3 separate regions of the Mus musculus genome follow, and regions 1 and 2 are each linked to region 3. Evidence: chromatin loops called from intact Hi-C (ENCODE). Cell type or tissue: left cerebral cortex. All regions are shown on one strand. Each heading gives the region's core, and the rest is flanking DNA. Links, peaks and the distances in the headings are about the cores only.

Region 1 (10,222 bases), core at 3,105-8,104, 120 kb before region 3:
ATGGATGGATGGATGAGCACTGGAACAGGAGGATCAAATGGGGAGATAAGAGGGGAGAAGAGGGAAGGAAGCTTTAATAAAATATATACTTATATGAAGGGATCCTAAATGAAATCATCAAATACTAGACAGAGCCCCAACTGGACATCTCTTGTTACTAAATGAAGCTTGAAGTCCCCTGATTGGGTTACACCTAATTGAGTAGCTGGCCAAAGGGTTCCCATGGGAACCCCCAAACAACCCAAGCTGTTGCCAAGACTATAGGTTGCCCTCCACAATATCTCTACAACTCAACATGGAGGCGCTGCGCTGGTGCCTACATAGAGTCTTCACCCCTACATGTTAACATCTATGGTTCAGGAAGGAAATTACCCTGCATGCTACCCAAGGAGAAGCATAAGCACCCACCCAGTCATGAACCCTTGAATCTACGATGATGTCCTGCTTGCAAGATATATACACTAATGTAATGGTGGCACCGAACTTGTGGGAGTAGCCAACAAATAACTGATTTGACTTAAGGTTCAACTTCACAAAATGGAACCCGTACATGATACTGCTTGGGTGACCAAGAACCTGATGATAGCCCAGAGACTCGGGATAAAACCAAGCACTACTGTTCTAAATGAATAAACAACAACAATAAAACCATAACAATATAATATGACTCCTAATGACATTTTGCTATCCTCATAGACCAGTGCTTTGCTCAACCATCAACAAAGAAGCTTTCTCCTGCTGCAGATGGGAGCAAATAAAGAGACCCACAGCCAGATGTGAGAAACCTTGGAACACTCAGCCCTAAAAGGGCTGCCTCCACCAGATCTCTCCCCTCAGGGCTCAAGGAATCCTGCAGAAGAGGAAACAGAATGAACGTAAGAGCCAAAGGGGATGGAGGACACCAAGAAAACAAGGCCTTCTAAATCAAGAGGATCAATGTACACATGAACCCAGAGACACCTGAGCTCACAGACCGAGGCAGCACACCCAGGGCTGCACCAGACAGGGTCCTAGTGCTGAAAGTAGGAGTGGACACATGCCCTCGTCCCTAACCCAGAGCTATCTCTAATGGATGACCACCTATAAATAAAAATGTAGTTTTCTCCAAGTGAGTCTCACTGAGGAAACAAATGTAACTGTAGGTTGCAGTGCCCAGCAATCGGTGGCCGATAGAAGCAACTCAATGACGTCACATCACTGGAGGTTCTTTGTCTCATAATGTCATGTCACTTTGGTTTGTTTTAAATTTCATCTTATTTTTATTTATACTATATATGTATATCCATATCCATATATATATGAGCAAGAATGTGAACAAAATGGGTCTCTCTGTATCTGTTTCATGTACCTTTTCTTGGGCTCTCTCTTCCTTCTGTTTGGTTGTTTTGCCCTATTCTGATGTATTAGTTTTTGTTTTTAATCTTATTGTATTTTAGTATTATCCCTTAGAAGCCTGTTTGGTTAATAATGAAGGACAGAAAGGGGGTGGAGCTGGATGGAACGGGAAGTGGGGAAGAACTAGGAGAAGTAAAGTGGGGGGACTATAGTCAGGATATATTATGTAGTGGAATAAAAGAGCCATTTTCAATAAAGCCAAACCAAACCACACAACACGACAACAAAGAAGTAGCCAAGCATTCTGCGTGCAGGAATGTTTATTGTCAATGGCCCCAGGGATTAGACAGGCCTCTAGCAAAGTGAAGAAGCATTCTTTCTCAGAGTTCTTCATCCAGTTAAAGCGGGATTTTTGGGTTAGCTGCAGAAAGTAATTTCAGGATGACCCAGTAGAAGCAGAATTAGAGTTTACTAGAGGATAGTTTAAATGTCAATCTTAAGCATAAAGATTTAATTTAAAAAAAGAGGGACTTGGAAAACAGTGAGACACACCCAAGAGTGAGTATCAGGTTCTTTACAACAGCCACACACAGGAATTTTTTTTTTTTTTTTTTTAATTTACTATCTTTGGGGAGTTGCTTGAGGAGTTTAAATGAGAGATTAGCATAGTTCCTGCGCTGTGTGGGCGGGGCCAGGGGTGGGCGGGGCTTCGGTTGATCACTGTAGAGCACCTGGGTGCAGGAGACCTTCCTTCACTGTAAGCCAAGGCTTAATGACCTTATTTGTGAGAGTTCTAGAAAATATCCAGGAGAGGGGTGAGGTCATAGCCATCACACCAGGTGTAAGTCTGGTTTCCTGTTATTTTAGCATTCTTAAAATAAATACCGTCTCTGTGTCAGCAGTCTTCTCAGCACTCGCTAGTTGTACAGGAATGATTGGTTCTCAGCTGTGGATGGCGGCTCCATTTTCTTCCCACGTTCCCACGGCTTTCTGCCCTTTCACCTACCTCTGTATTACTTGTGAAGCCCGACACCGACATTCATGCTTCATACTCCCGTGAACTCTCCCCCCAGATCACCCCGGTTTCCTCCACTTGTACCTCCAGCCCTGGGTCTGTCAGACCCACTTTGATGTAGGATAAGGAAGGAAGTGGCTTTTGGTTTTTGTTTGGTTAGGTTTTCTTCCCCCAGATCTTTTTCAGAGGGTGGGCAGTGCCCCGAGTTTCTGCACGGGAGAGGACAGATAAGAACAGGGAGGGAACGGAGGAAAGCAACCAAGGAGTCTTACTTAGGGGGACAGTAACAAAGCCACACAGCCCAGCCTTCTCAACTCCCTGGGTTTGCAGCCCAGGAAACTTCCAGCCAGGTGTGGCGTTAGCTTGTGTGTTGAAAACCTTTTGTTCTGTTTTGCTCCGCACAGATGTCCACTTACCTTCTGAGTCCTCACAGGGGACCACTCACTATCGCTATAGGACCACTCACCCCGGATGGCTCCCGCATAGTATCTCATTGAGGAGACCTGGGTTTGAGGGGCATAACAATGTCCTGATGTTCGCTAAGCCCTCCTGCCCTGGCTGACGGAACCCCAACCATTAAGAAAGGAAAGGATGATTCGACATAGCACAACTGATGAACTTCTGAAGTCTTAATTTTCCAAAAGATCGGAGTTATTTCAGTTTTTACCTGATGGTAAATGGACACTTGGGTTGACTTCCTGTTCTCCCTTCAGGAAGATAGGAGAGAAAAAGAGAGGAAGCCGAAAAGATTCCGAGAAGGGAGAAAGCAAAGACCTATCAGCACTGAGTCCCAAGGCCGTCCATCACAGGCTCTGCTGCACGCTGGAATCTGCTGAGTACCTAGGACCTACCTGTCCCCTCACATGCAGCATCAGGTGAGCCATGTGACTTCTGTCCTCGTCCTGTGAAATACAATCCAGGAAGCTGAATAAGTGCTCCTTGACTGCTGGATGCCGCTCAGTATGGCAGGTACCACTTCCCCTGCCTAGGACTGTGGATAGCAGGGGGACTTTGGTCACTCTGTGATCTTGAAGCGTTAAGGAAGAATTTAGTACTGATTTGTTAAATGCTGTCACAGACTTTAAAGAGTTTTTAACATCAGACGTTCTTAACAGATCTGTGTATAGACTCCAAGGATTCATTCAGTGAACTGCAATGAAATGCAAGGCATTTACAAGTTATGTGTAGCAGTTCTTATTACAACTTAAGAGTCTTTCCCTGCATTGTCAGCATGGGAAAATACATACATATAACAAACAGGGGAGCTGGTATATATATCTATAATGTCAGCATTTGGGAGGATCAAGAATTCAAGGCCAGCCTAAACTATAAATTGAGACTGTCTCAAAACAAAACAAAACAAAACAACAGAACAAAACAGTATTAAATAACTAGTAGATAGCAAGAATTAGGCCAGGTGTGATAGTGAACAACTTTAATACCAGCAGTCTGGAGGCAGAGGCAGAATTGCTGTGAATTTGAGGTCAGCCTGGTCTACATAGTGATAGGCCAGCCAGGGCTATATAGAACTCTCTCTCTCTCTCTCTCTCTCTCTCTCTCTCTGTGTGTGTGTGTGTGTGTGTGTGTGTGTGTGTGTGTGTGTGTGTGTGTTATTATATTAATTCTAACAAGTGAGGAGCATTTACCCCAACTGTGTCCCGTTTTCTTTTGTCAGGAGATTATAGCCCATCTTGGGATGTTATTGTCATTAAATACTTTACATAATGTATTGTAAGGAGAAGCCAGAGAAAGTTTCTCTTAGCCCCCTTCTAGAAAGACTTTCTCTGAGCAACTGGCTGGCAGCCAGGTAGACTCCAGGCAGATTTGGTGTGAGTTCAGGTTTTCTTGTTAGGGTTTCTATTGCTGTGACAAAACATCATGAACAAAAGCAAGATGGAAAGGGAAGGGTTTATTTGGCTTGCACTTCCATAGCACTTTTGATCATTAAAGGAAGTCAGGACAGGAGCTCAAGCAGGGCAGGAACCTGGAGGCAGGGACTGATGCAGAGGCCATGAGGGGAAGGGTCCAGTGCTACCTACTGGCTTGCTCATGGCTTGCTCAGCTTGCTTTCTAATAGAACCCAGGGTCATCAATCCAGGGATGACACCACCCATATTAGGCTGGGTCCTCCCTCATCAATCGTTGATTAAGAAAATGCCCAACAGGTTTTCCTTTAACCTAATCTTACAGAGACTTTTTTTTTTTCAGTTGAAGTTCTTCCTTTCAGATGACTCTAGCTTGTGTCAAGTTGACATAAAGCTAGACAGGACACGGGTCATTTTGTGAATCGAGGCAACGATTCAAAGTGGTTCTTTCTAAGCCATTGCCATCTGGTAATAATTGCCATCCGTAAAAGACAAACAGACAGACCGAGACAGCCCTGTATTCTGAGCTGACAGCCTTCCTACTTTAGAGATATTAACAGTTTACTTATTTTGTAAAATTGTGGTGGCAGTCAATGGTGAGATTTGAGTTTTCTCCTATTTTAGTTTTCATTGTCTTTACTTGGTTTAAAACAGAAAACTGCTCGATAGGACTCCTTTGTTAATTCCAGGTATTGGAGAAATTTTATTGGCTCAGAAACCCAAAGAAAACTTGTTTCTAATGTACTGCTTTGTTCCATATCAAATAATAGGCTTTTCTTTCTTCCATCTGATTTCTTGTGTGTGTGTGTGTGTGTATGTGTGAGAGAGAGAGAGAGAAAGAGAGAGAGAGGTGTGTATGCACATGTGTCCTTATGAGTGTAAACAGATACATATTCCTGTTGTCTTGAATGCATTTAACATAAATTTTTTGATCAGGGGGCTGGTGAGATGGCTCAGTGGGTAAGAGCACCCGACTGCTCTTCCGAAGGTCCAGAGTTCAAATCCCAGCAACCACATGGTGGCTCACAACCACCTGTAATGAGATCTGACGCCCTCTTCTGGAGTGTCTGAAGACAGCTACAGTGTACTTACATATAATAAATAAATAAATCTTTAAAAAAAAAATTTTTTTGATCATTTTTGAGAGGTGGCTGTCAGAGATGAGGGAATGAATAAGTAATAAATGCACAGAAAGGAGACAAAAGACACCAGCCTGCGTCACGTGGTATCTAGCTCCACCTAGCCCAAATGCTCATCTCGCCAGAACATGTATACTGTCTCCACTGAGTACAGACCTTTGTCATTTCTCTGTCTCATCTTCTCTATTCCTTTCAGTAGACCCCAGGGGTGTGGATGAGGTGCCCCTTGCCCTTGTTCTGTAAGCTTAGAGAATTTAAGGGAGTTATCTAAGGCAGAAGAAGGCAGGGGGGAAGTTGCCATTTTAAAATAGCTGCAAGACTAATTTTGCCTTTGAGTTTAACTCTTTTTCCTCTAGCCCTATTACTACTGCCTTCTAAGTTGCTGGGTTTTAAGCATGCTATTTCACAGACTTGCCTTGTTTGTTTTGCTAATAAGAAACATGGAGGGTCTGGTTATTGCATTGGCTTTCCTAACAGTCTTCCATATTACCAGTAGTCCTGGTCCATCTGGGCTCTGGCTGGGCTGTGATGTTAGGTTCTATAGAACCAGGGTTCCCTTGACCAGCACATAGCGAAGAGTTGTGTTGTAGATAGCCTCCTTTGGATGACATCTACTACATAATAATTCTTATTGTGCAACAGCCTTATGGTGGGAGTTAGTTTCATGACTCAGTAATTTCCTTCAGCTTCAAGCTGAGCTGGAGACACTCAGCCCTTCTCCTTTAGCTGTTTCTAAGTATATCCTGTAGGATGAATTTCTGGGCTCAGGGAATGTGGGTCAACTTAGAGAAATAGTGAAGAAGGAGCTACCATTTACAGAGACCCCTAAACTCACAGGTCAGTTCCACCAAGGTCTTGGAAGGCCTTCTCAACCAGAAGAGATGGATTGGTGAGCAATCTCCACATCCTTGTGCTGTCTGCTCAAGTGATACATGGAATCATCAGGTAGATACAGATGTAGCATCATCTATAGCTCCTGAAACTTTTCTAATTCAGTTGATGTTTTCCTAAAGACCACTTGCTAAATATTTTAGTTTTCATAGGTTATAGGCTGGTCAGCCTCTGTCTGGATTTTAGGGGATCAATATTCTTGGTGTGATAATTTTTCTTTTTGTCTTATCAAAGCTATTTAGCCCTACAAGGTCTCACATATCCTGAACCTTCCTTCTCTGCCTCTGCACTGTTTGGCCAGTTGTATCAGACTGTGAACTCATCCTCCCACTTAGGGCATGAGATGCAATTGCTACCTAGGTCAGAGGTAAAAAACTGGGAGAGACATTTTGGCCCCTGTGTCCTTGCTAGTCCTGTCTGTGGCTGTCACTTTCTTTTTACAAGAGTCACGAGACAACTTTTACTGTGTGTCTTTTGTGCGACACTGAGATTTTTGTTTGTTTCTAACATAGGGGACCATCAGGACTGTGTGTCTTTTTATGCGGGTCTGTGAAATCATATTGTGTCAAACAAACCTTTGACAAACCTTGCTTCCAGGAGAGGGCTCAGTGACTTTTCATTGTCTCTGGAAATTAGGCCTTGTGTTGATAGCTAACCTTGCAGCTCCCCTGGGGCAGGCAGACATCTCAGCCCAGCTGGAATCTTGATGAGGTTCAAGGTCCTAGAAAGAGTCAGTGAACTCTCTAAAACCATGTATAATAATTTTTTTGTTTGTTTATTTTTTGAGACAGGGTTTCTCTGTAGCCCTGGTTGTCCTGGGACTCACTTTGTAGTCCAGGCTGGCCTCAAACTCAGAAATCCACCTGCCTCTGCCTCCCAAGTGCTGGGAGGAAAGGCGTGCACCACCACGCCCCGCTCATAATTTTTTTAATGATTACTTTTTATTACATGTGTGTTTGTGTGTGTATACATGTGCACACACATATGTGGATGCATGCCAGTGTATGCAGGTGTCTGGATTTCCTGGAGCTGGAGTTACAGGTAGGTAGGTGGCTGTGAATCAAACTCTGGTCCTCTGGAAGAGCACAATGTGCTATTAACGGCTGTGCCATCTCTCCAGCCGCATCATGACTTATTTCCATCCATTCTCTCATTCAGCATATAGCTATTGAGTGCCCACTATGTACTGACATCTAGTATAGGCCTTGGAAACACAGCAGAAACTGCAACAACCTCCTTTGCTCCTGGGGAAAGACAGATGACAAATGAGATAGACACTTCACCAGTACAACATAGGAGTGGGCAAAGGCACTAGAGAAATGAAGGGCAATAAAGATAGAAAGAAGTGTGTGTGTGTGTGTGTGTGTGTGTGTGTGTGTGTATGCTCAACAATACCTCCGTTTTCAAAAATTGATCCGAAAGGCCTTCTAGAGATGATACAATGTGAAGTACTGAAGAATGAGAGTAAGTAGAGGACAGCAGAGACACCCGAGGGCAGGTCACCCTGGGCAGCGGGAAGGGCCCTGATGCAGTCATATGCCTGTAGCTGTGAGTGACAAGGTCGGTGTTGCTGAAGCGGAGTCAATGAGGCCTGGGAGCAGGTGATGAAGTACCAGGGAGAGAGTGGGGCACAGAAGGGGAAGAGATGTCATCACAATATAATAATTGTTAAGTGTCAAAGGACAAAAGGCTGAGGTGCCTTTTTAACACATCAAAGCAGGCCTAGTTTCCAGGTTTTCCCAGCATCCCTCAGGTCCTACTTGTTTCAGGGTATGGGTGACATACCCCACCCTTTACCCTGAACATTCCAGCCCAGACACTGGACTGTCTTTTCCCTAGAGGCTCTTCCATATATAATCTAGACATTTTGGTTACCTGCTCTTTTATGTCCCTTCGGCTTTCTGGCTGCTGCACCTCCCTCCCCTCTCCTTCCCCTTCCCCTCTCACCTCTCCCACGTGGCCCAGCTCAGTCTGGTCATGTCCACTCTGGACTCTCCCAGATGTCCCTGCCTCCAGCTATGCCCTTTCATCTATAATAACCTTTCTCCTTCACTGTACCTAAGAGCAGTAATGCCATTTCTTTTTTATTCAATAATTATAACAGTAATTAGTTATTATTTTATGATACATTAATTATTAATAATTATTATGTTACCATTATTTGACTTCTACACTGGGAAGTTTAAGGAGCCATGGGTGACCCAACTGGTACTTTAACAGATTCTTCAACACTGTGTTGAGAATAGACTAAAGACAGTGAGGCCGGGCACAGGAAGCTGCTATTTAGCCAGCTACTGCATTCCAGCTGAGATTTCTCCGGAAGCAGCAGGATGACACACAGGCTAAGATGAAGGGGATCCTGCAGGGTGGAAAGTTTATTCAGCTTACCCACTTTGGGTGAAATAAATTGATTAGCTGCGAGAACTCACAAAAAGAGTCTTGTTGAGCTTAGCTGAATGCAAACTTTCATAATGAAGGATGGTGTGCCACCCGTCCCATATGTTTCCTGTCCTGTGCACTGTCTTGTGTTTCCTGCTCACTCTCATAATGTGCTCAGATAAGGAGTGGGAACTCCACACGAAGGCTGGATAGTATCAGAGAGATGCACAGAGCATGCGCGTAGAGCCGGGAGAGGCTGCTGAAAAGGGAAGTGGAGCTAGCTCGCAAGAGTTTTATCTGCTTTGTCCATAAAAGGAGATCAGACACTTCCCAGAAGCCCTGTACCCGGGCTGGAGTGTACATTCTGTCTGTTTTCACTCCACATAGATTTATGTTGCCCCATCCTTAGCAAATCCCAGTTCTTCACGCAGTCAGTCAGACTTCGGTTTACCCGAGTCGCTGAAATTCAAAATCTGCCTGCTCTGTTTAACTTTTTACAACACAGTTTGTCATTCCTGGACCTTTCAGAAAGTAAATTCAACGAACCACATCGAGGCAGGTCAGTGGGTATGGCTTTGCTCTTGATTTTAATCTGTTTTCCTGTCATGAAGGATGGCTCTGGTAGCTAATTAAGATGGAAGGCTATGACCTGGGTTTCTCTTCAGAAGCGAACCTTAAGCTGGCACTGGCAGGGTGACAAGTCAGTCAGCTGGGAAGCTGCCTCCTTCCAGTCTCCTATGTTTACCCACTGACCATGGACTTGCTCAGGAGCCTGGCCACCTCTGTGTCCAGAAAGCTACCAGCAGGCCATGAGAACCATTTTGTCAACCTAGGATTCTATCCAGTGCCGTCTTTGCTTTTGTTTTTACTGAGACCACTTTTGGAAAGGGACCATTGATTAAGAACTCTTACCTTAACGTGCACATTTTGAAACTAAGTATACATTTATTGTGAACTCTTACCTTAACGTGAACATTTTGAAACTAAGTATACATTTATTGTGGCAATAATTAGGATTTGATTTCCTCAGGAATATAAACATTTTAAATACCTATATAATAGATTTAGTAATAGCCAGGTTTGGTGTACATCTGTAATCCCAGCACTCCAGGGCTGAAGCAAGAGGATTTCAAGTTTGAGGACAGTTTAGACTCCGTAGTAAAACCCTGTCTCAAAAAGGAAAATCTTCTGTTATTTTGTTTTAAATATTATTGTTTTGGGGACAGAGTCTCCTATGGCCCAGGCGTCCCTCAAACTCCTTGCCTTCCTGCCTCTACTTCTGTTTTGCTAGATTCCAGCAACCACCCTTGGTCTATGTGGGTGTCAAAGCCAGCTCTTCACACAGCTTAGGCATGCAATCTGAACGAGCCACATCCCTGGCCCCTGTCATTTAAAGGTCTTCTTTCTACATTAGCCAAAGACTAGATTTAAAAGTGCTCCTTTTACGTTTTAAAAGCCAAGTGGCCTCTGTTTTCTTTGTCTCTGGGCTTTCTACTGGAAAGGTAAGTTTTATTTTTCTGGAGCTTACAGCTATCTTAGAGCTGGTATTAATATTGCTAGTATTTGCCAATAAATAATTAATTATACTGCAAGTGACT
Region 2 (10,222 bases), core at 2,706-7,705, 180 kb before region 3:
GAGAGCTCACATCCCCAGAACCATGAAGCAGAAAGAGAACTGTGAGAATATCTCCGGCTTTTTAAACCTCAAATCCCACCCCAGTAACATACCTCCTCCGGCAAGGCCACACCAAAACCTACCCAAACAATGCCATGAACTGGGAACCAAGAATTATGTGTCTGAGCCTATGAGGGTCATTCTCATTCAAACCGCCATGGTGCTGTTTCTGGTCCGATAAACTGTTCAACAGGATTCTCCCTGGGTGTCACATGATCATTGCTGGGTACTGTGCCAGATGAGAGGCAGAAGAGGGCTGCCCATAGCCCAGAAGTTTCTCAGAGAAGATAGCAGGAGTCAGGCTGCCCCCCTAACCAAATCAGGCTTGGGCCTACTTAACTCCATAGAGTCAAAGACGGCAACATGATAAAGGCAGTTAAACTTTTCCCTGACAAAGAATTGGTTTCTCGGAAACCATGTAACAGGCAGTCAGCTAATCTAGCTGATATGCTTGGAAGGTCCCTGTCCCCACCGCAACATTTCCTCCCTTGTCCTTTTCCTTTCCTTCCTACCTGACTCAAGCTGTATAATCTAGCCCATCTATTTCATTAGACAAGTGTCCTCTAACACAGTCTCCCAGGATGCTTATACACGCACGACTCACTGCCTCTGGAGATGCTGCTGCCCAGCTCTGACACATCCAAGACTGACTGGTGAACAACCACCCATGGGGGTGGGGGACCCACAAGATACCTGTGAGAAATCAACCACGTTAGGTCACTGTGGTATCACTGGCCGGACGTAAAGACCTCCCGTGTCAGTATGTTTCTTAAAGACACCCCAAGAGGGTTTCTACTTGGAGAGACCCCCACCCCCAACATAGTCCAAGAGACTATTTTCCACTTTACACAGGAAGTGGGTGGGAATGGTGGATTCTGTTATTGCGCGTTGATTTTTCAGCGCAGCTCTTAAGAACTTGGCACTCTTCCCAACGAGGGAGAAGAATTGCTATGATTTGGTGATGCCCTTGTTCAAAGTTCCTCTCCGCGTGAACACATTATGTGCTTTCTTTTCTTGGTTCTATGGAGAAATATTGAGATTCTTGGTGTGGCTGATGAAGTTAAAAATAGTTCTTATTGGCTGTCACCAGGGGTCCATAATTCCTGATACAATAAAAGGTATGGAAACACCCATTTTGCTACCACTCTCTGTACGATGCCAACACCCCCCCCCTCCTTTTTTTGTTTTTTTGACCCAGCAGGGATTTAGCTGCAGTAACCCCGGGTGTCTTTGTTAGTGTTTCTATTGCTGTAATCGACAGACCATGACCAAAGCAAGCTGTGGAGGAAGGGGTTTATTTGGCTTCCACCTCCACCTCGAGTCCATCACTGAAGGAAGTCAGGACAGGATCTCAAACAGGGCAAGAACCTGGAGGCAGGACCTGATGCACAGGTTATGGAGGAGTTCTGCTTTCTGGCTTGCTTCTCATGGCTTGCTCAGCCTGCTTTCCTACAGAATCCAGGACTGTCAGAGCAGGAGTGATCCTATCCATAATGAGCTGAGCCCTCACCCATCAATCGCTAACTAAGAAAATGCTCTACAGATTTGCCCATAGAGCGGATCCGACAGAGGCAGTTCCTCAGTTGGAGTTCCCACCTTCCAGATGATTCTAACCTGTGTCAAGTAAACATCCAATTAGCCAGCATGTTGCCCATCACAGACTGGCCAATACGATCTCTGATGCACTGGGCTTTCATTATTGGGAAACACCTCACCGACATCGTGGCAGAAGGCAGCAAAGTACACAGACAGGGCGTGAACTGTGCTGTGGCATTGGAAAGACAAACAAAAGTGAGTGAGACCAACTAGGTCTGACTCTGCCCCTTACAACCTCTGTCATAGCGTGGATGTCGCAGGGAGAAGGAGATACTAGAAATGACAGCAGGGAAAGCAAAGCTGACTTCTTGCTATGATTTCTACATATTTCCCAAAAGCTCGTAAGATAATGGTCTTCCTGGTTTCCAGATCCACTAGTGAAAGAAACCCTTTATTTATAGATATCCAGCATATATATATATGTATATATCTCCAGTATATATTCAACTATAGCCACAGAAACCTAAGACAGCATCCTTCTTCTCCTCTGCTTCCACCCCTCAGCCTTTTGGTTCACAGACAGGATCGCATTCTGTTTAAAATGCATTTGCCAGACTGCCATGCCCAAGGTCAGCCACCTCCCCTTTCTTGTCTCTCCATAAACTGTGAGTACTCAAGGAAGCCTCCTGACCCCAGAGGCCTGGATAATCCTCACCCTCCAGACTTCCCTCACTTCCCTGCCAGCTTTGCTGTAACTTAGTAACTATGTGTTAGTTCCTTTGTACACATACCGTATACCCTAATATGTGTGCTTTTATCTAATACTGCAATAGAACACAAAGAAGGGCTGGAGAGATGGCTCAGCAAATGGTTAAGTGACTGAGTGCTCTTCCAGAGTTCAATTCCCAGCAACCACATGGTGGCTCACGACCATCTGTAATGGGGTCTGTTGCCCTCTTCTGGTGTGTCTGAAGACAGCTACAGTGTACTCACATACATTAAATAAATAAATACATACATACATACATACATACATACATACCTAAAAAGAAAACCAAAATAAAAAAAAAACCCACAAAGAAAACCTACAACTCTTAAGACTGTAGCTTTGTATGCTGGTGTATGCCTATAATCCCAGCAGTTAGGAGTTAGAGACAGGAGTATCAGGTGTTTAAGGCTGTGCTTGGCTACATATTGAGTTGACTATGGGCTACAGGAGACCCAAAACCAAACCAAGCAACCAACAAAAAGACTATAGCACTATCAAGTAACGTGTGTGTGTGTGTGTGTGTGTGTGTGTGTGTGTGTGTGTGTGTGTATTATCTCCATCCAGCTCATGAAGTAGCTGGTCCAAGCAAGGGACGATGGCACATATCAATAGTCTCAGCTACTCTAGGAGGCTGAGGCAGGAGGATCATAAATTTCAAGCCAGCCTTAGTTACAACTATAGGCAATTTAAGACCAATTTAGACAAGCTTTGGCAACCCAGTCTCAAAGAAAACCAATAAAAGGTGGAGAGAGAGGGCCTGGAACTGAGGATGTGGCTCAGTGCTTGGCTAGCACAAGCAAGGCCCTGATTGATTCCTGTGGTGGGGAAGAAGGGCAGAACAGACACAAAACTCCTCCTTCCCAAATATAACCAGTCCCCTAATGTCCATAGATTAACTCTCCTGTAGTTTGTATGTTAACAATTTTTTAAATTGAAATATGAACCAGTGAGATGGCTTGGCAAGTAACGGCTGTAAAAGTATCTTTTATTTGCCTGGTGTAATTGTCATCTCTGAGACTTACTGCCTCCTGTCTGTCTGCTAACCTAGGCCCAGTTCTGGAAGCTTCTAGCCTCTGTACAGTCTTATCTAGGCCTAGAATGTTTTCAGCCTCTGAGACTTGCTGCTGAATAAGATCTCTCCTCCTCACTCTGTCTGAACTCTAGCTGGCTGGTTGGACTCAGCTGTTCTGGCTTAAACTCCTCTTCAAGTTGACTGATTCAATCTGGCATCTCTCTCAGCCTCTGACTTTTTGCTTGGCTTGGCCTCATACTAACTGACACTCTGTTGTCATGTGGCTCTTTCTCGTTGACTAACTCCGTCTTTGCCTGTGTGTAGTTTGTTCTCCCTCTCTCTACAACCTGTCTCTATAACTGTCCTAGTAAGCCTGCCCTCTCCCTTCTCTCTCTGCACTGTTCTCTCCTAAGTAGCCTCTCTTTCCTCTCTTCTGTTCTGTCAAGTCTTTCTCTGATTCATCACTTTGTCTGCCACTCAACTAGACATCACTTTCAAACATGGGTGCTTCCTTCTACAAACTAACCTTACCTTCACTGTTTGGGATTAAAGGTGAGCACTAGGGTTGTGTCTGTATCCCAGCCAGAGGGGTTAAAGGTGTAAAGGTGTGTGCTAAAACTGAGTCACACCACAACTAGAAACAGGTTTCTCCAGTAAACAACTTAAGCTCAGAGTTCAGAGTATGATTAAATATCCTGCAACAAAAGGCACTTGCCACCAAGCTTGACAACCTGAATTCGATCCCTAGGACCTCTATGGTGGAAGAAGAGAAATGACTTCCTAAAGTTATCCTTGTATTTCCATATGTATGGCACAGCACACACACACACACACACACACACACACACACACACACACCGTAGATAAATGTAGTTTTTTAAAATTTCAAAATTGAGACATAACTTATAGCTGGTAACCATGGTTCTAAGTTTTGACGAGCACCTGGATCCAGGAAATCACAAACCCAGAGTCGCTTCCCTTAACCCCCAGTGACCTTTGCAGTGAATCCCCATATCCAGTTCTGGAAAATACTGATTTGTTTTCTTTCTTTGTGCTTTTCTTAGTCAGTGTCTGTCAGACCCAATGTCTGTCAGAGGTCTGAATTCTTTCACTCTATGGGATGGTTGTGAGCTACATCCATGAAGTTGTATACAGTTCTTCATTCTCACTGGGCTGTGTAACTCATGGCTTATCGATCATCATTTATGTATATGATTTAGAATGAATATACCACTACATATTTATCCATTCTATTGTTGGCAATCTGGATGTGTATGGTTGGAGCTTTTTGCGACTAAATCTGCTAGAAACCTTTTAAAAAGTTGTGTGTGTGTATGTGTGTGTGTGTGTGTGTATGTTTGTATTTTGCCTGCATACATGTCTATGCACCATGGATATATATGACAATGGAGGTCTGAAAAGGATGCAGGATCCCCTGGAACTGGAGTTTCAGACCATCCTGAGCAGCCATGCTAGTGCTGATAATCAAACTTAGGTGCTCTGGAAGAACAACCCGTGCTCTTAACTGCTTTGGATTTTTTTTGTTTAATTGTTTTTTCTTTCGTTTTAGGGTTGTTTGTTTGTTTGTTTGCTTGTTGAGACGAGATCTCACACTGGAACCCACGGTGAACTGGAACTCACTTTGTAGGCCAGGCCCTGAACTCACAACAGTCCCAACAGTCGGGACTGCAGGAGCGAGGAAGGCATCATGTGCGGCTCAGAACCATTCTTGCTTGTGCTTCCCCGTGCCCAGCCAGGTGTGCACATACATCACCCAGCTGACCTGGAATTCTCGTTTGTGTGTGGCGACCTCAGGCGGATGAGTCGACATTCTTTTTACATTTTCTAGTGTGAAAATCCAGTTGACCCGGTGCCTTGAAATTACAACTCGTCCTTCCGGTTGCTCTTCTGACATAAACTGTCTTTGCAAGTGTTATCTCATTTCTGGCTCGTTGGTCTATTTGATTTATTTCCCACTTGGCTCTTCTTTTTCAAGATTTGTTTCCCCCTCTGCTATTCTCTAATTTAATTTACATTTTGAGATAGGATCTCCCTATGTACCCCTAGTTAGTCTAGAGTTCACTATGTAGATCAGATTGGCCTCTAACTCACAGAGACCTGCCTGCCTCTGCCATGTGGCTACTGGCCTGCGCCAATGTGCTCTGCTTCCCAGCGCAGTCAGACTAGCATCTCAGGTGTGATGGGCACCAAATGCATACTTGATGTTTGCTGGAGGACCCTGGGTATGTAGGGCCTAGGAGACTAGAGTAAGGCGAGCCTCCAGCTCTCCTAACAACAAAGCACTCCCCAATTGCCTGGCCCTCCGGGAAGCACACCCACTAATGGCGAGTCTGGAACCGGGCGGGGCTGCTGCACGTCCTCTTCCCTCCGGCTCTCTGACTACGCCTCTTTCCCCGCCCTCTCCCCGCCCCTCCAGAAGGGTGACCCGGCCTCCTCCGCCCGGTTGTGACTGCTGCGGGATGGCGGCGGCGACACCGACAGAGACACCGGCTCCGGAAGGCAGTGGCTTGGGTATGGACGCGCGACTGGACCAGGAGACCGCGCAGTGGCTGCGTTGGGACCAGGTAAGGGCCGATCTCCGGCTCTTCGGTTCTCGGGCGCCGTGGCTTGTCCGGCAGGGAGCCGGGCCCAGCTTCCTTCTTTCCTTCCCTGCCTCGCCACACGGTGCCTGCTCGGCATAAGCTGTTGCGGGACTGGAGACAGCTGTGTGGCTCGCCCGGCTGCTAGACCCGGTAGAGGAGCGAGCTGGGGGGCGGGGAGTGGGGTGGAGAGTGAATGTAGCGGGCCTGGGACCCGGGGTAGTCCACGCACGAGAAGGTTTTTGAGGTTCTGTGATGGGCTGAGCATCTTCATCCATTCAGAATCCGCTCTGTCCCGCCTTTCCCGGGACCTGGACTTCTCCACAGTCCAGACCACCTTTTCTGATTTCATGGATACTACCGGGTCCCTGATGGGCCAGGCTGACAGGGAGTTTTCCAGAGAACATACACTCCACTGGGAAGGTGACAGGGAACGCTTTGGCCCCAGCTGCGCCTTTCCCCTGTAATGTCTTAGTCAGTCGGCCAGCTCCGGACATCACTTCCTTTGCCCTCTACAAGTTCTCTCTGACCTGTGCTTTCGCGTGTCCTGTTGCTTTCCCGCAATGTTCCTCTTGCCGGTGTTCTGCTGACTTTATTTCTCTTGTCGTTTTTCCTGTGTGAACTTAGCGGATCTTTCCTGTCTCCCAAGTGCAACTCAAACTCTCTCTCTAGACAGCCCAGGCCTTTGGTTCCCTGCTCTTCCTGGAATTGAAAGACAATCCCTTACAGGCTTGTTTGTTTAAAATTTGTCGGTATCCAGGGCTGACTTCAGGAGGTGAGACCCACGCAGATCCACTGAACCTGTACTCAGGGAAGGGCCCAAGCCGTATTTTAAAGCACTACTTTGAGATTCTCTATTGTTAAACACGGAGTCTTTCGTTCTAATTGTGCACTGGCCCCCCCTGAAAATTATGTAGCTGGTGCTGTGTGTCTCTGCTGCTTTCCGTGGTCTATAGTACCGTAGTACCGTAGTGCCGTACTGCATGTCTATAGTTGGTCCCTGAAACATTTGGTGACTGGATAGAGGCTGGAAGGCTCAGCAGAGGCCTTTGCTCGCTCACACCTAGAAAATGAATAGTCAGGCCATCCTGGAAACAGGATGGCAGTGCTAGCGCCTCATGGGAGGTTTTGTTTTGCTTTGTTGTGGATTTTTTTTTTCCTGGAAACATAAAGCATTCCAGGATGTTTAAGGGGAGGAAACTGTTTCCATTTCTGATCACTTAATAACTTGCATTGTGTAGCTGTCCTAACACCTCAGCTAAGAAGTCTTGTGTGTGTTATTGGGCTCTTGTACCACTTGACTAAGTGTCTGACAGAGACTGAAGGGGCGGGAAAGAACTGCTCTGCTCACACTCTGAGATGCTCTTATCCTTCATGGTAGAAAGGAGTAGCAGAGCTGTTGGCTAAGGAGCAGAGAAAGGGGGAATACAGGAAGAGGCCATTGAGGAAATATACCATCCTGTGACAAGTCCCAGTATCCTCGATTCTCCAACTTGCTCCCAGTTCCCACCATTTGTCACCTCCTCATAATCCCGGCATATTATGGATCCATCAAAGGAGGGACCCTTTGATCCCATCAGAGCCTGGGATCTATTGGTCTTCAGAAGGTACTTCACAGATGGGCTCAGAAGTGAGCAGAAAATGTAATTACTGTAGAACATGGAATCTGTCTTGGATGTCCACGGTACCTCCGTGGAAACTTGTCCTTTTCTCCTCTGGAGATGCTTCAATGTTCTTTTCCCAATCCGAGGTGTGTCTTTGTGGTGTATGGCTGTGTCTGTGTTCATGTGCTTGTGTGTAGCTGTGTGGGCACCTGTGGTGCATGTTTGTGCAGAGAGGCCAGAGGCTGAAAGTACCTTCCTCATTCATTCTGCTTTAGCTAGGGTAGAGTTAGTTGTTGCTGTGAAGAGACACCATAACCAAGGCAACTCTTATAAAGGACATTTAATTGGGGCTGGCTTACAGTTTCAGAGGTTCAGTCCATTATCATCATAATAGGAAGCATGGCCGCATGTAGGCAGGCACTGTGCTAGTGAAGGAGCTAAGAGTTCTACATCTTGTTCTGCAGGCAAACAGAAGCTGTCTTCCAGGCATCTAGGAGGAAGATCCCCCAAAGCCCACCCCCACAGTGATACACTTCCTCCAACGAGGCCTCCTAATAGTGCCACTCCTTGGCCCAAGCATACTCTCATTGAACGAGGAGCCGATTGGCTAAATTCTAAATTGTCTGAACCACCCACTCTATGCATACATAGTCTGTCTACCTCCAGCATTAGATTTACAGATGAGCTCTGCTTGGCCGGGCTGGCTAGTGCATGCCGGGGACTTGAGCTTGGGTCTTAAAGCTTGCATAGCCAGCAGTTAACTGATGGAGCTGACTTTAGCCCCTCTCAGTTCCTTTAACTGGAGATGGGTGCCTCTCTGGGAAGGACCTATTCATTCTTCAGGGGACCTCCCACCAGCTAAAAGGTTGCAGAGCCACCCATGCTGGCAAGGACTCTAGTTGTGCTCTCTGCATGGTTATTATATCCCCTCCCCTGTGCCTCCCTCTTCTGTCCGTTTTCCTTCACCCCCAGGTCTGACCCTTATCTCTGCTGCTCTCTTCTTGACTTTTCTTTATCTCTTTGCTTTGTTCTCTCAGGCTGCTGAGTCTTTTCTAGCAATCCAAGACCAGTTAAGACTTTTGAAATCCACAGTAGGCCTCAGAGACGCCCTGGATATTGGGTGTGGCCAGGAAGTCTGTGTTGTCTCAGCCACTCAGCAGATGTTTGTTGTGCTCCCTTTGTATGACAGCTCTGAGCCTTGCCTTGGGGGCACCTGCCGGTGTAATGGGTAAGATGGTTCTCTGGGGTTGGAATCTAGTGTTAATCAAAAGGTTGGTCCCAGTTCCTGTTGAAGCTGGAACTATCTGGAACTATAGGCTTGATTGAAGCCAAGGTTTTATGGCGACCACATTTCAAAGTTTAATTATGGGGCCTTATCTTGCCCAGTGTTCATTTTGGGGAGTGACGATTAGAAGTGCTTCACTCCAGCCTTCCCTCAATTCTTAATGTAAAAGTCCATGTGGAGTTAGGTAATTCTCCAATCTTCACATCTCCAGCAATCGTTCTGTGAAGAAAACAAGGCAAGTGTACATAAATGATTCATGTCCTTATCTGTTTGCAATTAAGGTAATAGAAAAAGCACTAGGCTAATGTTCACCATGCAGTTAAGCAAGCCATTCAATTTCTGTAGTGTAAAATACTACCAAAACCATCAGCTATTATTGACCTGACTTAGAGTCATTGAAACACGACCAGATACAAAGGGAACACTTTGTAAGAATTATAAAGCACTACAAAAGTACGGTCTCGATTGTACTGACTGACCTACCACCCTGGAACAGTTTGAGGACCTTAGGGAAGGAGATGAACATCACAACTCAGTGTCAGACCAAGACGAAGTCATTTCAAACCTTGAAAAATATGCAAGAGAGGTTCTAGCTGGTTCCCCTTTTACAGATGGGGAAAATAGGTTCTTGGGAAACTTTCTAGCCTTCTCAAGCACGGGGTTGGTAAGCAAATGATCTGAGATCTCCCTGAGCGAGTTAGATGTCTGTCCTAAAACAGCATCTAGTTCATTTTCTCTAAAACTGTTCCCTCAGTAGGACAGAGAATACATCTTACATCAAATTCCTTAGCTCAGATTTCAAAAACACCAGGAAATGCAAAAGCCTCTGTTTATACAGGTTTTTCATAGAGGTGAGATGTGTGTGTGTGTGTGTGTGTGTGTGTGTGTGTGTGTGTGTGTGTGTGTTGAGGGCATGGTCTACCTTGCAGATTTTCTGTCTTTTTCTTAACCAAGCTGTGCCTGGTACATCCATGTCTTTCTTTCAGAACCCTTTAACCTCTGAGTCAGTGAAACAGCTCATTGCTGGAGGTAATAAAGAAGAGCTGCGGAAATGCTTTGGGGCCCGGATGGAGTTTGGGACAGCTGGCCTTCGAGCGCCTATGGGAGCAGGGATTTCTCGAATGAATGACCTGACCATCATCCAGACCACACAGGTACCATGAGTCAGTCTGTGAGTGCTGTTACTCCTGGGGCATCTCCCTGAGTCCTGATAGGTTTAATTTGTTTTAGTTCTGGATATGTCTTTGGATCTGACCAAAGAGAGAAAGTGACCACCATTTAATTTACAAAATGAGGCTTGTTCAGTCCTTATTTATAACCCATCAGCCTTCTATTCACCCAGCCAGCCATGCAACAAGTTTATTGAATGCCCACTGT
Region 3 (10,222 bases), core at 2,502-7,501:
AGAGTATACAAGGGCCGCATTTGAAGTGGCTTTATAAAACTCTGTGTCCTTGGTCTTCCTGCGTATGAGATTTGGATAATATCACACTCGTGGAGTTGTCTTGAGAATTCAGTGAAATTCAAGTTGGGTCTCGGAGTGCAGCTCCTCACACAGCAGCATTCAGTGAGTTCACAGTGATGCTATTGTCAAATCTAGTGTCCTGAAGTGGGTGGTGAGAAGGTGAAGGAAATGAGTTTGGGAGGTGGTAAATCCAACTCAGGACTCCCCCCACAGACCCCTTGTCTTTTTCTCTCTTCTCGACAGGAATGAATTCATCTAAAACCAAATTAGAACTCCAGAAGCACTTGACCACACTGACCAATCAGGAGCAGGCCACCATATTCGAGGAGGTTCAGGTACAGTAGCCGGGAAGCACAGCAGGGAGCGTGCTTGTGGAGTGTCCTGTGGGTGGTGAGGAGTCAGCGGTGCCACCACTTCCCAGGGGCATGAGCCAGTGTCCTGTTAAAACCTGGGTAGACCAGGAGGCAGGAGGCCACATGCTCTCCTTTGCTCCTGGGAGCCTCCGTCAGTCTCTTCCCATGAAGTCACAAGGCATTTGTACATGGGTTTGAGCACAACTGGCCCTTCTGTATTTTTTGTTGTCTGTTTTGAAAATGTATGTGTCATATGTTAGAGCCTTAAACTGAAACGCAAAAATCAAAACAGACTGAAACCAGCAAACACAGAAGCACACACATGAGCTGCATGCGTTAGACCTGGAAGTCTGCTTTTACCATGCTTGAAGCTGCTGCATCTGGGGAAACCAGGCCACAGTGTCAGGCCTGCCTAAGGCCTGCTTGTCAGGAGGGAGCTCAACACGGATTTCATGTCTGCCAGAACCTGGAGCCATTTTTGTGGGGTTTTGGCAAGTGCAGTAAGACAAAGAATTAATACGTCTTTGCGTGTGTGCATGTGTGTGTGTTGTGTGTGCCCACTAGTGCCTTGTCAAGTTCCACAGTTAGGGGCCAACTAAACCAGACAAGCAGGTAGCCATGCCTTTGTTCTCATCCCTGTGAGGGAGGGGATGAAAAGGCTCAGCTTTCTTTCTGTTCTCACTAAAGTTCTTCAGTTCCCTTGTTCTGTAGGCTTGGCATACATTTGTAGAAAGAATAGGAAGATTTTGTGGTGGTTGTTTTCATTTAGCAGATGGCCTTGAGGGTTGTTTTATTTGCCTGTGCTTTGCTTCTTATTCTTAATGCATTGCAACTGCAGCCAAGGCCATCAGTGTGAACCCACTTAGGCCACGGTGCTACCAGGTCACTCGAGAGCATCTTCCTGGCAGGCAGGCAGGCAGGCAGGGAAGATGCACCTCCCTTCCCTAATGGTTTTCACTTTGATGTAGACAGCACCACGTAGCTTTCCCTGAGCAGAGGGGCGGTGCCTTAGGAAGGCAGTTCCCAAAACCCTCCTGCACTGCAAACAGGCTGTTTGATGTCCTCCTGCAGTAGCAAGGAGTCTAATGGACATGACCCCTCTCGTCTGTGAGCAGAGACATGGGAAAACAGCACATAATAAAAGTGTACTTGAAAAGCAGAGCTATTGTGATGCTATTGCAGAGTGCAAGTTAGTGCTCTCCGCAGCTCTAGATTCTGATGGCTCTGAAGAGCAGAAGCAGTCATGTTGTTCACTGGCTGAGAAAACCCAGCTCATCCTTTACCTTCCACCGATGCAGACGTAGGCTTTTTTGAGAGATACATATTTGATCTTCCATGATGGCATGTTGATGGTCTTCCTGAATGGCTTTCATGGTTTTTCTAGTCTTGGTCACTTATCAGTGACTGTCCCTACTAACGTATTTGAAAATTCACATAGGTCAAAAAGGTCATATAAAAATGTGATGTAATCTTTCCTGGAGGGCAATTTATTTCTGAAAAGCTCTCCCAAAGGTCAATTATTATAAAGCCAATGTAATTACCATTAACAATGATGCATACTGTGTCGTTAGTAATGATGCGTATCATACTAAGTGTTTTTTTAGGAGAAAGCTTTAATAACTAGGCAAATGTGCTGGAGATGATGGTGGCTGACCTTGAACCCTCAGAGTACTCAATAGCGGACGGGCTCTGGGGTGTTAGCCTGTCCTCACCTGAAAGACCTCAGGACACCACACAACTACCATTTTATTTACAAGGTGCTTGACAGAATATTTCAAACATGAGCAGGGGTCACCTGTGGCAGGGACATCCAGGGTCCTGCTCTCTTCTCCTGCTGTCCTAATCGTCTTTGTTTTGTTTGTTTGTTTGTTTTTTTGTTTTGTTTTGTTTTTTTTTTTTTGAGGCAGGGTTTCTCTGTGTAGCCCTGGCTGTCCTGGAACTCACTCTGTAGATCAGGCTGGCCTCAAACTCAGAAATCCGCCTGCCTCTGCCTCCTGAGTGCTGGGTTTAAAGGCGTGCGCCACCAACGCCCGGCTTGTCCTAATCTTTTTAAGTGCCCCAGATTGTACTAGCCATCTTCAGCAGAAATATCTGCCTTCAAGCTGACATTGCAACAGTGATAGTAAAAACAATGGCTCCAAGTCTTTAGTTAAATCCTTAGCGTGGTATTCAAGCAAAGCGCAGCTTACCTGGCATTCTCACAGCAAAGCAAGGCCTACCTGGTGTCCTTGCAGCGTCTTATCCCTTCTTAAGCTTTCTCAGTGTTTGCATCCTCACTATCAGTGTCAGAGGTTTCTCTGTTGCTTTTATGGTACTCTAGAGGACCCTTGGGGAAACAAGGTTGAGAAACTAACTTTCAGTACTTTTCCCAAGCAGCTTGGCTGTTTTGATTGTTTAAATGGACATATAACACATTTATAGAAAAGCACACAAGTGGATGCTGTATGCACCATTTCGGTCAGCACTGAGGGTGAGCATGGAGCCTTTTCTCTGCTGCTGAATGCACCTGTCACTGTCCTAGATATCACTGCCCCTGGTAACTGCCATACCAGCTTCTGGCACCTCTGACTGTGAACAAATTATTGACCACAAAGTGATGCTACTCAACTTGATTCATAATCATTTTTGTGATTGTCACTCTGATTAATGGATGTGAATAAAAACTGAAAGAAGTAGTGGTTTAGCCACTGTAGAGAATGGTGAACCACAGGAGAGATTTTAGGGTGGCGACACATCCCTGATCTTCTTGAATGCAGTGGGAGGGTAGCGTCGCCATACTTCAAAAAGATTCTGAGGAAGTATTTATTTCTTGACTCTGTGACACCACAGATAATGCATTTCTGCTGCGCTGCAGCCATTGCCTGGGGTGGTTAATGAGTTCGTTGGGGGTCTCCTGGCTCCTGCAGTACTTCCCCATGCCTGCTTGTTACTTCATTTTTCTGTCAGTTTGAAGTTTTGACCCCCTCTCTCTGGATCTCTGTTGTTGGTATGTGTGTGCACGAGCACTCAGAGTTGCACTGCATAGTTCCCGTGATCAGACTGAGGTCAGATGGTTGGCAGTGAGTGCCTTTATCCGCTGAGGCATCTTATCAACCTTTAAAACTTGCAATTCCAAATGACCTTTTCCGGAAGGCTGGATTATCAGAATTCTGGATTAAGCTTTCCTTATCGTTAATGCTTGTGACTCTAAGGATAACGCCAATGTCCCTTCGTTAGCTGGGAAGAAATTAGCCAGTGGTGGCACTGACACAGACTCTGCTGCGTGTGTAGCTGATCCGTCCGCTCGTCATTCCTGACCTGTTCAAGGGCAGGCCACAGTCTGGAGTTAGAGAAGAACAAGGCGGATGGCCAGGAACTCTGTGTCTCTCTGGGGTGATTTGGGCAATTGGTTTTATTTTCATTCACAGAAAGGAATGTGTTGAATTAGATGACTTCTGAAAATACCCTGTGGCTGATAATTCAAATGCAAAGATTTGGAAGGTGGAGGGGAGAGCCCACAGTATTTTGTGAACCACTATGGCTAGGTGGGATGAGTGGTAACTAAAACCTGCATGTTCTCATTTGTTAAGCAGTGTGCCTTGCCACTGCTGGCAAATTAAACGTCCTTGTGAATTTAAAAAAGGAGAGCTAAAGGACCAGAGAGAGGGTAGAAAGGGAGGGACAGAGACAGAGGAGGAGGGGAGAGGAGGGCGTGGGAGGACGACTGAGAACTTGGCATACACGTGTTCATCAAAGTGTCTGCTTCACAGGGACACACGGGCCACATGACGGGAGCACTCACCCCGTAACAGCTTGACCCTGGATCCAATTGACGAGTTCCTTTCTAGATCCCCAGTCTTAAGAGCTTATAAATGTGTAACCATTATGACTTGACTCTGGGTGTTTACATAGATTTTGTTTTATCTCTTTTTAAAAGCTGTTTATTTATTAACTATTTTGACCCCCACTATTTGACGTTAAAATTTTTATCTTGGGTAAAAGGACATCGAAGATGACTCCTAAATACGGCCCAGTTAGCTCTGCCCTCCGTTCGGTTAAACAGTTGCCTGCACTCTTAGGGTGACTGGTGCCCCCTAGTGAGGTCATGGAAGAAAAGCACTCGTTCCTGGGTGGAGGTTGTTAGCACACTGCAGTTTTGTCGACAATAAGAAAAGAAATGTAATGTTTATGTTTCTGATCTTTTTCCCCCCAAAAGAAATTGAGACCAAGAAACGAGCAGCGAGAGAATGAATTAATTATTTCTTTTCTGAGGTGCTTATATGAAGAGAAGCAAAAAGAGCACAGCCACACTGGGGAGCCAAAGCAGGTGAGCGCCCTCTGACCCGGGGGGCCCCTTATGGGGCTGCTTACTTAGACACAGAAGCTAGAGAGCCTCCTCCTCCCCATAGGCTTCCTTTTCATTGTTGCACAGCTGGAGAAAATGAGGGACGGTTGGTTGTGTTTAAAGATGGCGAGAGACATTTCGGAGCCACAGCACGTGGGAGAAGCTGGTCTTTGTTGCTTTTGCCCTTTGAATTGAGATTACATTATCTCACAGAAGACATAGAGTCTTGGAGTAGTTAAGACATGTTTTAAATGTGTCCTAGCAGTAGGAATTAGGCCACAGTCAGAGAGCGGTCTGTATCCATCATTTGGCAGAAGTGTAAGAACGCTGCAGGTGTCCTGAAAAGGCATTCTCTTGTGCCCCAGTGCCATGGCTATGACCTGGAAGCATCTCAGGAGAGAAACTTGAGGATGCCTGCTGTCGCTGTGGTGCTTAGACCCTGTGACCCAGCAGTGTTGTCCCCATTATTTCCCTTGCAAAACCTTTTATGTGAGTGCTTCAGGAGCTATGTACAAGAGAGTTCACTGCAGCCTCCATCCTAAAAGTCGGAAAATGGAGTAAATAATACTTAGTAGCAGGGCCAGGAATAGGTTTGTTATACAATGCACTTAGACTGTACTCTGGCTGAAGGGAGTCAGCCAGAAGCATTTTTGAGCATGAATAAATATTTAAAACAATATTGGGAGAAGAAAGATAATTGCAGAAAGACTTGTGTGGTGTGGTATGACAGTGTGTGTGTGTGTGTGTGTGTGTGTGTTATTTAAATCGAGATTTCACATATGAGAGAAAAAGTGACATTTGTTCTTCTAAGTCTGGCTTATTTCAGTTACCATGTTTATCTCTAGTTCCATCCATTTCCTTCAGATGGCATAATTTTGTTCGTTTATGTGGCCGAATGAAACTCTGTTGTATGCCTGCACCACATTTGCTTTATTCATTCATTTATTGATGGGCATCTAAGCTGATTCTGTTCCTTGCTAATTTGACTAGCACTGCAGTAAACATGGATGTGAAGGTGGCTCTGTGTATGCTGGCTTAGAATCCTGTGAGTACACAGCCAAGAGTGGCCTGCCTGGGTCACGTGGTAGTTCTCTTTCTAGAGTTTTGACGAATCTTCATGCTGACTTTGATAGTGGCCACACTAATAGTGGCATCTATTCCTTAGGTGGTTATGTACATGTGAGGCAGCATATGTTTTATGAATAGATGTAAATTAAAATACAAAATATGAATTAATATAAGCACCAAATTCAAGAGAGTGCTTGCCATGGTGGGTGGTACTGGTGGTCGGGAGATTCCAGTAAAGAGTAACAGTTTCCCCTAGGGGCAGAAGCCAGAACGTAGGTAGCAGCCATGATAAGTGACAGACGTGAGTAGACACTCTGTTCTGTGTTGGAATGACTATTCATTCATTTAAAGGTCATGGCATATCTGGGAAGACAGTTCCGTCTACAGGTGGGGGACCGAGGGGCATCAGGGAGTGCACTGGCTGTGCCACACAGCTGAGGACCTGACAGTTCCAGAGCACCCTGCTCCTCTCACCCCTCAGTGTCTGGGGGTGCTAACTTGGCCAGACTTAAGTATGGCAGAGGTATTTGTGTTAGTCTCTATACGTTCTGTGTGCTTGCCTACTGCAGAGAGTGTGCTGGTGTTTAGAGCAATGGAGAATCTGCTTGTCTTTCCTTTCTAGCAGACAGAGCCGTCAGTGAAGGTCCGTGTGAGCAGGTGTGCTCAGATTGGGGCGTAACTTCTTGGAAACATACTTCCTTGCTAACAGGAGCATCACGTATTCAGTGCCTGTGGGGTTCCACTGTGCTCTGGCTCAGTGTTAGCATAGCTGAGAAAAAGCAGACTGCTTTCATAGGAGAAAGACCGGAAGGGGGAGAGGATAAAGGAGAGGAATTATAAAAAGATATGGGAAGGATGGATTCAGTTGATAAATTTAATTTTTAACTTAGTCTCTCAAATGCCCCCCTAGGTAAGATACTGCTTTATTTTAAAAGGTTGTCAAAGTAGGTTTTGTCCCAGATCCTATGTTCGGTGCTTGCCATATCCCCACCTGTTGTAGTCTCGTAGCACAGTGATCTGATTGGACTATGGTACTCCCAGTTTACTAGGGAAGAAATCTAGGCTCAGTTAGAAAACAAGGCCACAGTTAGGACATCGCAGGTTTCTGATTCAGTAGCCTGAGCGAGCTGGCTGATTAGGTCTGAGCACATTTTCTCATTTTATCTGGGGGAGTAGAATGTGCACGAAACTTGCAGGCGTGTTGCTAAGGAGCACATGGGGCCCAAGGCTTTCAAGAGGATGGGGCCCCACAGGCCATTCCCTCCTGTGCACCAAAGGGTAGAAATTTTAATGGACTTAACTTTTCCTTGTTTTTCTTTTCTAGACACTACAGGTGGCAGCAGAGAATATTGGGAGTGACCTGCCACCCAGTGCTAGCCGGTTCAGGTTAGATTCGCTGAAGAACAGAGCAAAGAGGTCCTTAACAGAGTCCCTAGAGAGCATTCTGTCCCGGGTAAGTGGCACCCTTTCTTCTCACTGAGGTTGAATCATTTCTAAAGCAGAGTCAACTATATTTTATGTTTCATCAGACTTAAAGCAATTATTATCTAGATGTTATTTATTTTTATTATCTAGATGGATTTATTTATTGAAGTAGTGTCACGCTATTTAGCATACCCTGACTTCACACTCCCAATCTGAGTGCCTAGGGCTCCCAAGTGCTGGGAACTTACACTCCTCTTTTTGGTCTATCCCATGGGATTTCCTGCTCCCAAGAGTGTTATTATTTATACAGTTCCTATAAAGGACATGGATTATGCATGCCAGATGTAGGTCCTATTTCCCTGGTGTCCCTAAGGACAACTTGAAAAACTATCCTGTCAGCTCCTTTCGTTGGGTATTTGGAACTCCCTGGAAGCAGATTCATGAAATATTTGACCCATGGGCCAAATCCTATGAACCTCTTTGTTTTCGTAAATTAATTAATTTACACAGTGTCATTCATTCAGTTACCTGTTATCTAAGGCTACGTTTGTACAAAATTGAATACTTGTCACAGAGGCCACATGACTTACAGATGGTAAGATGTTTATTAGACACTTGCTTTCAAGACCAAAAAATGTGCCAATGTAGGGCTCTCTAAGAAGATCCAAGTACCCTGAGTGTCACCTGGAGTTCCTTAGGAAAGCTTCCTCCTACCCTATGAGTGTGAACAGCCTTATGTTGCTTCTAACAAATCAAAACTTGATTTTATGTTAAGGAATCACATCTCTGGAGCTTACCCTATTTTGTCATAGCTCTTCCAGATGTTAGAGCATGTTCCCTCTGAAACATAAACTTTAGTCAGTTAAAGATGACTTCATGAAATGCTATTGCTGAGATTTTTTTCTAAATCCTTTGAGATAATTCAAAGCAATCCAATTATAAACCAAGACTGAAAGGGCTTGCCTTTGAGAGTTCCCAGAGGGATGCAGGTTGATTGAGTGACATCCAGGTGGCCAGTTATGATCGCCCATGACTCAGGAAGGAGCTATTGAGTGTGCTTTGGGGATCATGATAGATGTATTAGGCCACCTTGCTGTCTGTTGTCCCCAGCAAATGACTGATCCATGGGGCTCTGTGGATCATCTAGGTTGGTATGATTCTTAAAATGATGACAGAAATGTGATGGTTAGTGCAGGGTTGTGCTGAGCTGTGCTTGTCAGTGAGTTTATTTTCCGGGCTTATTTAACAAGGCCAGGCTGCTTCCAGATGCTGATGACTTTGGGGCTGTGGCTCAACTGCCTTTTCTCTTCGTAGGGTAATAAAGCCAGAGGCCTGCAGGACCATTCCGCCAGTGTGGATCTGGACAGCTCCACTTCTAGTACTCTAAGTAACACCAGCAAAGTAAGCATGTTTCTTTCAGTGGTCCCCTGAAGATGCAGCCAACAGGCCTGCCCATCTTGACTCTACACAGCTATCAGGACAAAAAAGCCCATGCCCCTCTAGTCATAAAACACTTAGTGCTTCCAGACTTCTCTACAAGTAGAGGGCAAGCTGTGTGAAAAGTTTTAAATAAAAAGGCCAATAACTATTGCTATAAACAGAGAATCAAGATCATATTTTTAGACAGATGAGACCTGATCTGTAACAACCATGGGCTTCTTATCCAAAGTAGAGTTTGTAATAATAAAAGATTGAGACAGCTTCAAAGGTGGGGAGGGGGTTGTGAATTCAGGGAATTGTGCAGCAGAAATTCCTGAGACTGTGGCCTGTAGCTGATCCCATGACCGTGAGAAAACATGATTGTTTTGTTTGAATAAGCAGCCAAGCCTTGCCCCGTGGTCTGCCGCAGGACACAGGTATGATGCATTGCCCGACCGCCTTCTGTGGTGACACACCTACTTGTCCCCTTGCTTTCTATCTTGTTCCAGGGTCATTTACACGTGACGGGACCTGGTTTATTTAACCCTATGACTGCCAGTCAGGAGGCAGCCTTCCTCCATATTGTCAGCATGCTCTGATGTAAGAACAAGGAAGCTTATGAGCCCCAGCCCCTCACCAAAGCTCTGTCCTAGACTTGAAGTTTTCAAAGGCTTCAGATCCTCGCCAACAATAAGAAAGACATTTAACATTTGACATAGTTTGCAAATACACATAGCCCTCCCACACAAAATGAAAATGAGTTAAAATGAAAGCACTCTCTGGATAATGGGCTGCATACACTGTTATTTCTGCTCATTTATTTTTAAGATGCTCCTGGCAAGCCACTAAATTGATATTACTACCTACTGGGGTGTGTAGTGTGTGGTTTGAGACTCATTCCTTTAGATGAGCATGACTCAGACTTTAAGCTGCCTCTGTGCTTCACTTGTTCTGGCTGGGATCTCAATGCTGACACCGCTCGGCAGCAAGACCGTGTCGCTGCTCCTGCTGCTTTTGTAGCTGGCGTTGTGCCGGAAGACCTGGAAGTCAGTCTTCTCCATGTAGCGTTCTAAGTTAAGGCACAGCAGGCCACATCATCATCCAGCCTTCACAGGACACACACTGATTGTACTTCCACGTTCAAGTGTGCAAATGTCAAGTGCTGCTGGTCACCTATTGTAAAAAGATGGCTGGGTCCATAGGTGAGAAGGTACAGTTGAACAAGTAAACCCCACATGAGGGGGAGTGTGACGAGACGAGAGCTGCAGACAACAGATACTGGTGGCTTGGACCTCAGAGGAGTGAGGGGAAGAGGTGTGGTTTGGTAGTAGAAAGCTTGGAGAAGGGAAGGTACTGATGCTACGAATTAAATCCTGTGGAAAGCCTGGGCATTGTGCCAAGGAAGTAGCCAGGGAGTCGGAATTTCAGATACCTTAGTGTTGATTATGAAGTTCTTAAGACTCCCATCCTTTGTTTTTATGTGTCCCCTCCATCCCCTTTTCTGGTTTTGTACCTAGCTCAAGGTGACCTTGATGGCCCAGAACTCCTGATCCTCTGACCTCTGCCTTCAAGG

Evidence for each region. Hi-C counts contacts between places; a loop is a spot of excess contacts. Peaks named below come from ENCODE experiments on the same cell type or tissue, not always from the same donor. Only the 100,000 strongest peaks of a DNase experiment are listed, where the experiment ranks them.
Region 1: it touches region 3 in a loop (2.4-fold over the local background); 2 of 42 quality-filtered maps call a loop at or near these places.
Region 2: it touches region 3 in a loop (2.2-fold over the local background); 9 of 42 quality-filtered maps call a loop at or near these places.

What each region holds. Positions count from the first base shown.
Region 1 is chr5:64,147,487-64,157,708 of GRCm38, forward strand. It overlaps a transcript of Tbc1d1 not described here. Among named protein-coding and RNA genes, the nearest start is that of Tbc1d1, 7.7 kb to the right of the region's middle. In left cerebral cortex, for the core only: no CTCF peak of the experiment used is centred there; a DNase peak (open chromatin) is centred at 6,049.
Region 2 is chr5:64,087,148-64,097,369 of GRCm38, forward strand. It overlaps Pgm2 (phosphoglucomutase 2), which reads left to right and starts at 5,792. Exons shown (of 14, transcript NM_025700.3): 1 at 5,792-5,941; 2 at 9,832-9,999. The coding sequence starts at 5,837. In left cerebral cortex, for the core only: no CTCF peak of the experiment used is centred there; a DNase peak (open chromatin) is centred at 5,760; H3K4me3 peaks cover 2,321 bases; H3K27ac peaks cover 1,080 bases.
Region 3 is chr5:64,270,787-64,281,008 of GRCm38, forward strand. It overlaps Tbc1d1 (TBC1 domain family, member 1), which reads left to right. Exons shown (of 22, transcript NM_001310611.1): 7 at 304-395; 8 at 4,609-4,719; 9 at 7,130-7,258; 10 at 8,545-8,631. Among named protein-coding and RNA genes, the nearest start is that of Gm38634, 19 kb to the left of the region's middle. In left cerebral cortex, for the core only: a CTCF peak has its summit at 4,493 (motif pointing left); DNase peaks (open chromatin) are centred at 4,147 and 4,484.